Regions from separate parts of the Mus musculus genome. Here region 1 is linked to region 2. The links are chromatin loops, found by intact Hi-C in ENCODE. Cell type or tissue: heart. All regions are shown on one strand. Links, peaks and the distances in the headings refer to the core of each region. The heading gives the core; the rest is flanking DNA.

Region 1 (5,380 bases), core at 157-5,156, 98 kb after region 2:
GTGTGTGTGGCCATATAGAGTCAGTTTGTTATTTACTCCATTGAACTAGAAAGCTGTCTCCTCCAATTTCTGCCATTAGTAAGCTTAGGCAGCACCTACACACACTCTATGCTTCTCACATTCAACTAGAGGCCAGTTAGTGTCACTGATAGGTGATAGGACCTTCAGAACCACCCAGGAACTATGAGGTCAAAGAGCAAAGGCAGTCCCAATGATCTCTACTCTGTGAGGGGTCTGTGACCTGCTGCTTTTCGCTGACCTCCATGCTGGGGCTATGTGGGTAATGATAGCTAGTGAGAAAGCCATTCAGTGGACCACAGACGTAAACACCAGGTTATATCAACTCGAGAGGTAAATATTGACGATATCTCAACACCGAGTTACTGTTTACTTGGTGGGACAATGGAGGTGAGCCTGAGTACGTGCTCCCACACATGCCCAAGTTTTCGGTGTCTCCACCGAGTGTGTCTGGCCATTTCAGCAAGGCACTGACCTCAATGTAGGCTAGTTGGAGGTTTCTAGAAGACATCCAGATTGGAGGACTAACAAAGAGTTCCCCCATTAATCAGAGAGGCCAGCTACATCAGATTGGCCCATGAGCTTGTCAGTAGGAGATTATCTGGGTTTCCTTAACCAATGTGGGAGGACCTAGGACCTAGCCTAAACTTGGAAGTACCATTCCCTGGGTTTGGGCCTTGGACTGTGTAAAGAGGAAAGGCTCTCCTACAAGAGAGCAGCAGCATGTGTGCAGTCATGCCCTCTGCTACTAACCACAGGTGACCAGCTGCTTCAAGTTCCTCCTCCCTTGACTTTCCCTCCCTCATAGACTATAACCTGGAAATTCGAGCAGTGAGCAAACCCCCTTCTCCCTCTTTTGATCAGGGTATTTTATCACAGCAAAAGACGCGCACTCTACTCCGACCCCCTGCCTGTCACCCCAGGCCCACAGGGCAGAGAAGTGAAACAGAGGCAGCTTTATTCCCTTGCCCCAGGGCCTCGGTGGATCAGATGAGCTGCCATATGTGAACTCGGCAATTCACAGACAACACTTCCAGAATCCAGTGAGACTGATGTCCTCTGGGACTGTACACAGTGGCTCAGAAGGAGAGAAACAGGTGCCTTTCAACAGCTGTTTCAGGGTTGGTCCTATTTGTTTTTCCAGGAAGAAAGCAGGTTATCCTTGTGGTGGTTTGAATGTTTGGTGCCCAGTTGTTGGTGTTTGGAGGAGGTTTAGATGCTGTGGCCTTGCTGGAGGAAGTGTGTCACTGAACTCAGGCTCCTTTAGGTAAGGGCAGCGAGCTCATTGCTCCACCAAGTTATCTCTGCGTGGACTCCGTTAGTGCATTAGAGGGGCCTTGTCTGAGGGGAAGAGATGTTTGTTTGGATCTCCCTAAGAAATGTAGTGCCCCGTCTCAGCTGCCATGCTGGTCCTGATGCTGCTGTGTTGGTTTCTCTCAATCCTTAATAGTAAAGGAAACTGCATCGATTCCGAAGGTAACAGTGAGCTTTAGGTCCGGAGAGAATGATGGGGGAGGGGTACACACTTGGTTCCTCAGCCTCCACCTGGTAACTTTGAGTTCACTTCTACACTGTCAAGTTTTCCTCCCTCCCTCCCTCCCTCCCTCCCTCCCTCCCTCCCTCCCTCCTTCCTTCCTTCCTTCCTTCTTTCCCTCCTTCCTTTCGTCTCATGCAGTTTTCAAAGCCTTTCTTTTTTTTTTTTATGGACATACATCATCGAAGCATCTGTTTTCACTTTCTTCTCTGGAAATTAATACAGCTCTTATATTAAAGGTGTTGATGCAAAGTGCAGCCCTTGTTTGTTTGTTCTGGAGCAAAATATAGATGACCGTGCCCCCCCTGGAACACAGATTGCCCCAAATACCATGTTCCAGTAGAAGATTTATAGTTCCAGAAGGAAGAAAGTCATGACCAGACACTTTCCCAATATATCAGCAGGAATATCAGACAGGTGGGTTTACAGAAAAGCACTGTAAACCTCAATAGTGTCTGGCGACATTTTTAGGCTTTTGGTTGCTGGAAGCCAGCATGTGACCAGCCAGATGGTCGCAAGGATGTTAGGTCAGACACAGCCTGCTGCTAGCCTGCCAAGAGGATGTTCTCCAAGGGACAAGGAGCAGCACAGCAGGGCACTGTTGTAGTGACACCGAGGCAAGGGATGAGTGAAGCAGCGTGTTGGCATGGAGTGTGTGCCACATGTGTATAGATGGCTGTCAGATGCCCTTGGGTTTGAGTTACAGGAGGTTTTGAACCCTGGGACCTGAACTCTGCCTTCTGGAAGATCAGGACGTGTTCTTAGCACTGATCTGTGTGGGATTTATTTACCAGGCAGTGAAATGGTCAGATGAGCAATCATAGGATGCCATCACCAGTGAGTCTGCAGGTCAGGGGTCACTCTAAGAGGTCCTCGTGGAAATGGAACACTACCTTGGAGATACCACCACCCCCAGGCAGACACTATCCACTCTGCTGAGGGCACCTGCACATTGGCATGTCAGGAGCAGATGCCAACGAGCTGAAGGATCCTCCATGGGAAGAGCAAGGTGACTAGACCAGAAAAATCACAACCCAATGTGGTCAACATCGAGATAGATAAGAGTCTGTTCTTCTTGTATCACTCTTGATACAAACTCTGAGTGTATTTTACATTTAGAACACTGCACAATTTACCGCTGGAATGTGTTACAATTAGGGCCCAACACTCACAGCCAGTGCCTAGAAGTCCTACCAGAACAATAACTCTAGATAAAGGAAAGGCAATTTACACTTTTGTCTATTTAAATTTACCAGGCTTAAAATCACACCCCCCTACTCCCTTCACTAGAACCCAGCCTTGAAGAGAACCTGTGGCTCGCTCAGGGGTGCTGGTGCCACCTAGTGACCACTCCTGGTAGTGTAGAGTCTTGCCTAGGTTGGCCTGACCTTCCTGTGAACATTTCTCAGAGCATCCTCTGAAGTGGGAGGGAAGAGGCCTGAGGGGAAGGGCAATGAGAGGTCAGTTGTGTCTAGTGTCCATTTATCTCACCGTGTAGGTGCTATTAGCCAGGGATCTCCTTTTGTGAGACACTGGCTTAGAATAATAACTGTTCTAAGGTCTTCCTGGAAGGCCAGGTCTTCTCCACCAACCACAAGATGACAGCTCATCTGCTCATCTGGCATTTTGTCCGGGTGACTTAACAAGACACTCACCTTCCGCACCTCTGCAGCTGAAGTTCTAGCTCAAGGATGGGCTCTTCCTGAAGGTCCCTGCTCCATAGGGAATTGTGAATACCTCTTTTTATTGCAAGACTACAGTCCTGTGGGATGAGGGTTCCATCCTTGGGAACAGGTGCACATGAGTTGCTGGCTATTGAGGCCATGTAGGAGCGCCTGCAAGTTGGCAGGTGGGACCTATTTGTTTGTTGGAGGGACAAACCGACCAATGCCGCGTAACATTTTTCAAGGGGCTGGAGAAGGGTTAGGGAAGGCCCGTCATTATGATGTCTTCAAGCTGGCTTTCAGAGACAGTAAGGCGTCTTGTGACTGAGAGGGCTGAGGTCTGGAAATTACCACAGGTGGTCAAGGGCACCTTGCCAGCCAGGAAGCAGCAGACACAGAGTGTCTAGCTAGTCCTGGAGTTGGGGAACACAGGTCAGCACCACTGGTTCAGAGACCCAGCACTTGCTTCCAGAATCTGGCTCTGGGCTGCCTTAGTCTACTGTGGCTTATGGCCTTGTTGAACACTCTGATCTTTATACAAATTCTATACATAAAAGAACCAAATGGAAATCTGTCAGAATCAGAAGTAAGGTGAGCTATAGTTTATTTTCCTTAAGTATATTTTTAATTAAAATATTTTTCATACAATATATTCTGATTATGGTTCCCCTACCCCAACTCCTCCCATATTCTCTCTGACTCCCTACCCACCCAAATCTATACCCTTTTCTCTCAGTAGAATACAAATAGACACCTACAAGGTAATAAAAAATAAGATTAAATAAAAGCAAACAAACATGAGTAGGTTGAATCAAACAAATTACCAAAAGAGCAAACAAAAAAGTACCAAGATGTACACATTCACACACACAGAAGTTCCATAAAACATAGCACTAGAAACCAACATGCATATACATTTGCATATACATTTGCATATACGTGCAAAAGACCTGTAAGGAAAGAGGGGGAAGAGAGGGAGGGGAAAGAGAAGAAGGAGAAGGAGTGGGAGATGATAACGTGGATGACGAATACAACAGTGAACGAATACAACAGTGAAGATGAAGACTGCTCAAAGAATTATGAGATAAGGGCTAGAGAGATGACTTAGCCATTAAAGGCTAGTCTCACAACCAAAGAAATAAGAGACAAAGAACCTCCAAAACTGCCATTGATGTGTGTGTGTGTGTGTGTGTGTGTGTGTGTGTGTGTGTGTGTGTAGGCTACTTCTGGGCATTGGACCTAGCCCTAAGAGTAGTTTGTATACTCAGTGAGAGTCTGTTGGATAAAATTAATTCTTCCTTTGCCAGTGGTAATTACTTGGAGAGAGTTTCTGGCTTAGCGATGGGGGCATGTGTTCACTTCCCCTCTCAATGCTGGGCCCCCATGTAGGCTTAAACCGTGCACACTGTCAGTCTCTGTGAATTCATCTGTGTGTCAGTTCTGTGTTTAGAAGGCCTTGTTTCTTGGTGTCTTCCATCCCTTCTGGCTCTTACAATCTTTCTACCTCCTCTTCCCCAGGATTCCCTGAACTCTGGTGGGAGGGATTTGATGGAGACATCCCATTTAGGACTGAATGTTCCAAGGTCTCTCTCTCTCTTCTCTCTCTCTCTCTCCACTTAGTTCTCTTGTAGGTCTCTGTATTTGTTCCTATCTACTGCAGAAGGAAGCTTCTCTGATGATGGCTGAGTGATGCATTGATCAATGAGTATAGCAGAATGTTGTTAAGAGTGTGCTCTTTTAGCAGAATAGTACTGATTGGGTTTTCCCTATGTCCCTGGGCTATCTAGTCTCAGGTTTAATCTCATGGACTAGGCCTTCAATCTAATCAGACAATGGTTGGTTACTCCCATGAGCTCTGTGCCACTAGTAGACAGTGTGTCTTGCAGGCAGGACACAACTGTAGATCTGAGGGTTTGTAGCTGGCTTTGTGTTTACTTTTCTTCCCTCACTTGGTGGTACATTTACACAATTCAGCTGTTTAAAAATGATGTCATGGAATTCACAGGTAGATAGAACTAGAAAAAAAAATCCACCAGAGTGAGGTAACCCAGGCCCAGAAAGGCAGCATAGTATGTATTCACTTATATGTAGATGCTAGCTGTTAAGTCAAATGATAACCACGCCACAATGCATAGAACCACAGAGGTTAGGTACAGAGAAAGGT
Region 2 (5,380 bases), core at 268-5,267:
GCAAGAGCCCATGTCTTCCCAGTCTGTCTCGGAGACAAAGAACATTGTCAGTATGAGCTGGGCACTGTGGCATTCCAGGTAGTGAAAGAATGGGCATACAGCAAGGGAGAGGTTAAAGTTAAAATGCATCACTGTCATTCCAATTCCTGGACTATAGTGAGCCCAGTGCTCAGGCTAGGTTCTAGGAAGCCCAGGGTCCACATCTGTGGTCCTATTGTAGTGGGGCCTTCCCCTGTATGTTTTCCCTTCTGTGGTAAATTAGGGCCTGGGCTTTGAGAACACTTCAGGGCTGTGGGAACACCTCAGAAGAGTCTTACTTTATCAAATAGAAGAAAAGTAACCCAGTCCAGAAACCAAGGCTGTGTAATTTGCTTTGCAGTTTGTGATCCAGGGGTGCCACTGTTAAGGATTTGAAGAGCTGTGATGTGGGCCAGCCCATAAGGAAGATTGTAGTGGATGTTTGTCTTGTTATCCTTTTGTCTCCTTTCCTGTTGGAGATGCTCACCCCCACTTGCTCAAATTTCTAGTGCTATGTGTTTGCACTTTTCTTGTCTTCCAAGTTATCCTTCGTGGACAGGCTGGGGAAGCATGCTTATACTTAAGATGGCTAGCCATTCACTATGGCTTAAATCCTGTGTGGGCAGGGACTCTGCACCATCCTTCCATTCCAAGGTGCATGCCTCCGAGCACAGCAGCACTCTTTAACATGTCTACATCAACACCCACAATTTCAAACACTGGGAACTTGGTTGGAAGCATTACCATTTATTCAACAAGAGTCCATGACATACTTACCATGAGTGAGGCCAGATGTGATGAGCAAGACAGGCAGCATCCTGGGGCTGAGGCAGAGCCCTAAAGACAGACAGGAGAATGTTCTTCATGTGAGCACAGGTCACTCTAGACAGAGCACGAAATGATGGTCACGGAAGTGGTGCCAGGCAGAGCATGAAGGACAGGGACAGAGGGAACTGCAGAGTCAGGGGAGCCATGTGGGCCACACAGCTTCTCTGTTCATGTGGTCATTTGTGTTGTAACAACCTGGAGAGACATTTGCCCTTCCCAGTCCACTGGAGAGCTCTGTTTCCAGGAGAAGTTTTTGGTTTCCTGAACACAATTTAAATAAAAATAGTAAGGAGTATCAGTGACAGTGGGGCGGAGAGAAGGGGAAGAGGAGAAAGAGGAAGAGAAAAGGAGAAGAGGAGGAGGAAGGGAAGACAGGAGGAGAAGAGGAAGAGAAAGATGAAGAGAGGAGGAGAACCGAAGGAGGGAGGAAGCAAAGGAGGAGGGGGGAAGAGAGAAGAGGGAAGGAGAAGAAGAGGGAGGAACTCAAGGGATTCTAGAAGGTTCTAAATGGCATAATTAATATCATTGGTGTATCAGGCACAACACTGTACTGCCAGCAAAAAAGGAGGCACTCCCACAACCCAAGACCAGGAAGTGCTGCAGAGGCTCTTCAACCTAGAAAGAGAATCTTTGGCCAGAGTGGAGGAGAGGGGTCAACAGCATGGCTATGTCTCAGCTGAGGCTGTCTGAGCATGCTTGGGTGGGAAATGCTATCAGTCCACTAGGTCCTCCCATTATGGTCTTGGGTACCTGCTGGCCCTTTCTATTTTATCCTCTGCCACACTCCCACTACACCTACAAATGGACCCAGAAACTGGCAAGAGTGTTAGGGTGGTAGGTGTTGGGGTGAGGCAGATCCATTTCCAGGTACTGTTGTTAACAAGGGTCATGGACAACCTGGCTTACACAAGGGACACTGCCTCTTCATATGCCAGGGGCTGGAAGCCCAGAGTCAAAGTGTTGGCCATGCCAGGAAAAATGCTAAGACGTTGTCTCCGGCCTCCCTCCACCTTCTGGTGGCTCCTGGTTCATGACGGCTTCACCTCAATCAGTATATGGTGCTCCCTCGATCAGTATATGGTGCTCCCTCGATCAGTATATGGTGCTCCCTCGTATATCTGACACATCTATGTTGTTTTAGGACAGGCAGGGTCATGTTTGGTTTAGGACTACAACACCCAGGTATAACAAAGTCAAGATTGTGACATATTCTGAACACTTTTAAAAAAGATTCTTTTGTGAGTATTCATGTCTGGTTGTGTTCTGGGGTGTTGGCTGGCCAGGTGGGATGCTTCCTTGATGTGGCTGGCTTCCTTGCACTGTTAGAGGAACAACTGGCTGCCCAAGGGTGTGTGCTGGTGGCCAGTGACAGCTTGTGAGGCGGCTGGGACAAGTCTGGTGTATCTCATGTCTATTTCCATAGCCTTTACATCTGACCTGTTGCTTTGTGATACTGATCATGTATCTGTTGGCTCCTCCCATTTCCAGCAAGCTGGATCACAGCCACAGAACCTCCAGTGAACACACAGCATGAGACTAGGTTGGCTCCGATGTAGCAGAGAAAACAGATTACGATAAATTAGATATTTTCTTCATTTACATTTCAAATGCTGTCCCCTTTCCTAGTTTCCTCTCCAAACATCCCCTATACTCTCCCCCTTCTCTCCTCCCCCTGCTCCCCAACTCACCCACTCCCATTTCCTGACCCAGGCATTCCCCTATACTGGGACATAGAATCTTTGCAAGACCAAGGGCCTCTCCTCCCATTGATGAGATTTGCCTTTTAAAAATTGCTCTGGCTCCCAGCTGGGGACGGAACAAGGGTGCCTACTGTGGCCACCAGGGGGCGCTGATGCTGTGTTCTGAAAACAATAATGTGGAAACCTGAGGTTAAGAGGTCCTCTCAACGCAATTGAAGCTGTAACAGAGGGAATCAGGAGTTTGCTGCTGTATACACACATCTGCATGAAGAACAGGTAGGCCTAAGTGTCACCTCTCTCCTGGAAAGAGATTGGCCTTGTACTCAGTCTAGTCAATAACTGCCCCCCCCCCCCCCGTGCTACCCCTGTGTGGCACAGGGCACAAAGAGAGGCCCTTTGATCAGATGCCCCCTCTTCAACATAGTACAGATTGCTACAGGGATGCTTCCCCAACCCCCAGACTGCAAAACCGTTTTCCAGGAACTGCCCTGGAGGAACTTCTTAAATAATTAAAATGGAGCTGGAAGAGATGGTTTGGTAGTTAAGAGCACACAATGTTTTTGCAAAGAACCTGGGTTCAGTTCCCAGCACGCATGTCTAGTTCCATAGAGAGTAGCTGTTCTGGCCTCCATACGCACCTGCACTCAATCACAGGAGCATAGACATAGACATAATTAATCATAATAAAAGAAAAAAAATCAAAGAATAAGACATTGACCATATGCCTCACCCTTTTATAAGACAGGCAGGCTTTCTTGCTCAGGCTATCCTTGAACTCCAGTGTGGCTGAAGATGGCCTTGACCTTCTGACCCTCCTGCCTTATCTATCAGCTGCTGGGATTGCAGACAAATATCACCACCTGTGGTGTACGTGGTGCTGAGGATGGAATCCCTGGCTTTGTGTATGCTAAGCAAGCACTCTACCAGCAAAGCTGCACACCCAGCTGCCACCTATCAACCCAGCTGCCACCTATCAACCCAGCTGCCACCTATCAACAATGCAAAAGTTAAAACCAACAGTGGGTAAGGAACCCAGGTCAGCATAGCTTCCTGCTGTTGCTGATCCCCCACAGGAAAAGCAACAGCTTTGACACTAGTGTTGTGCCCAACTGCTGTACCCAAGTGGGTCCCCTCACCTATTGTGAGGTGGGAGGAAGGCATCGGCCGATGGAGGAACTTTCTAGAATTCTCTACCCACCAAGCTGTATCAAGCTTCTCCTGTAAGATGGCAATTTATTTATTTTTATTTTTTAAAAAAAGATTAGGTTTTAAGTTTTAAATTATACATGCATATATGTGTCTCTCTGAGTAATGTGAATCCCCAAGGTCTCAGATCCCCCTGTGGTGGTTTGAAGAGGCCATAGGAAGTGTGGCCTTATTGGAGGAGGTGTGGTCTTCTTAGAGGAAGTGTGTCACTGTGGAGGTGGGGCTTTGAGGTCTTAAATGCTCAAGCTAGGCCCAGTGTGAAACACATCCAATCTCTTCCTTGCTGCCTTCTGATCAAGATGTAGAATTCTCAGCTCCTCCAGCATGGAGTCTACCTTCATGCAGCATGCTTCTCACCATGATAATGGACTAAATTTCCATAACTGCAAGTCGGCCCCAATGAAATGTTTGCCTTTATAAGAGTTGCTCTGGAGGGCTGGAGAGATGGCTCAGAGGTCAGAGCACTGTCTGTTCTTCCAGAGGTCCTGAGTTCAATTCCCAGCAAACACATGGTGGCTCACACCCATCTGCAATTGGATCTGGCGCCCTCTTCTGGCATTCAGGTATGCACGCAAGTAGAATGCTGCATACATAATAAATGAGTAAACCTTAAAAAACAAACAAAAGAATTAAAGAAAATGTTGCCTTGGTCATGGTGTCTCTTCACAGCAATGGAAACCCTAAATAAGACACTCCTGGAGCTGGAGGTATAGGCACATGTGCACCACATGATGTGGGTGCTGGGAACCAAACCTGGGTCCTGTAAGAGCAGTAGTCTCCCTTAACCACTGAGGAGCCATCTTCCCAGCCTTAAGAGCCCCCCTCCTTTTCTTCTTCTTTTTTTGAGACAGGGTCTCTCTATATTATTCTGCTGTTCTAGAGCTCTCTATATAGACCAGCCTGGCTTTGAACTCACAGAGATCTGCTTTCCTCTTCCTCCCATGGGCTGGGATTAAAAGTATGCATCACCACACCTGGCAAGAAACAATTTCTTAAACATGTCTTATATTTTTGCGATTCTCGTTAGTGAGGCAGGCAGTGGCATTGTCTGTATCACAGTCATCACTAACCAGATCACAACAATGCTTGCAGTTCCCATGGTTAGCAGACTCACACACTTCTGGGAGACTACCCATCCATCTGGGTCATCCCTTCCTCCGTAGGAGTAAGGTGGGAGCGCACCCAGGCTATCTCATTTCTTAACTTAGGCTATCTCATCTCTCAACTCACTTGGAGCCACTGTAGGCTTTCTCCTCAGAGCAGCAGCATCCGGAGAAGTATGTATCGGTTTGCTTTGGTGGCTAGGTCCATTCATCTCTCATAGTTCTGGAGTATGCAACTCCAAAACCAAGGTGTGGACAGGGCTGCTACCCGAGAGGCCTCTCTCTTTTAGTTCCTAGGTGGTCATTTCTGTTTGTGACTCGTGGTCACACCAATGCATGTCTGTGTCCTCATCTTTTCATACAAGAGTACCAGTTGCATTGATTAGGGCTCGTCACATTTTTACCTCTTTAAAGACCCTGTCACTAGGCACAACCACATGTGACCAGGGGTCATTTGTCAACAGATGCATTTTATCCTGTAACATAGTGGCAGATGCATTCCATGTCCCTAGCTTAAGGGGAAGA

Evidence for each region. Hi-C counts contacts between places; a loop is a spot of excess contacts. Peaks named below come from ENCODE experiments on the same cell type or tissue, not always from the same donor. Only the 100,000 strongest peaks of a DNase experiment are listed, where the experiment ranks them.
Region 1: a loop joins it to region 2, with 8 times the contacts of the local background. A loop is called at or near these places in 34 of 42 quality-filtered maps.

Annotation. Positions count from the first base shown.
Region 1 is chr5:27,992,898-27,998,277 of GRCm38, reverse strand. No RefSeq gene overlaps it. Among named protein-coding and RNA genes, the nearest start is that of Gm17695, 44 kb to the right of the region's middle. In heart, for the core only: no CTCF peak of the experiment used is centred there; a DNase peak (open chromatin) is centred at 2,897; H3K27me3 peaks cover 466 bases.
Region 2 is chr5:28,091,447-28,096,826 of GRCm38, reverse strand. All of the region lies in intron 1 of Gm35223 (a long non-coding RNA gene), which reads left to right. Among named protein-coding and RNA genes, the nearest start is that of Insig1, 23 kb to the right of the region's middle. In heart, for the core only: CTCF peaks have their summits at 2,684 (motif pointing right) and 4,308 (motif pointing left); a DNase peak (open chromatin) is centred at 2,686; H3K27me3 peaks cover 1,469 bases.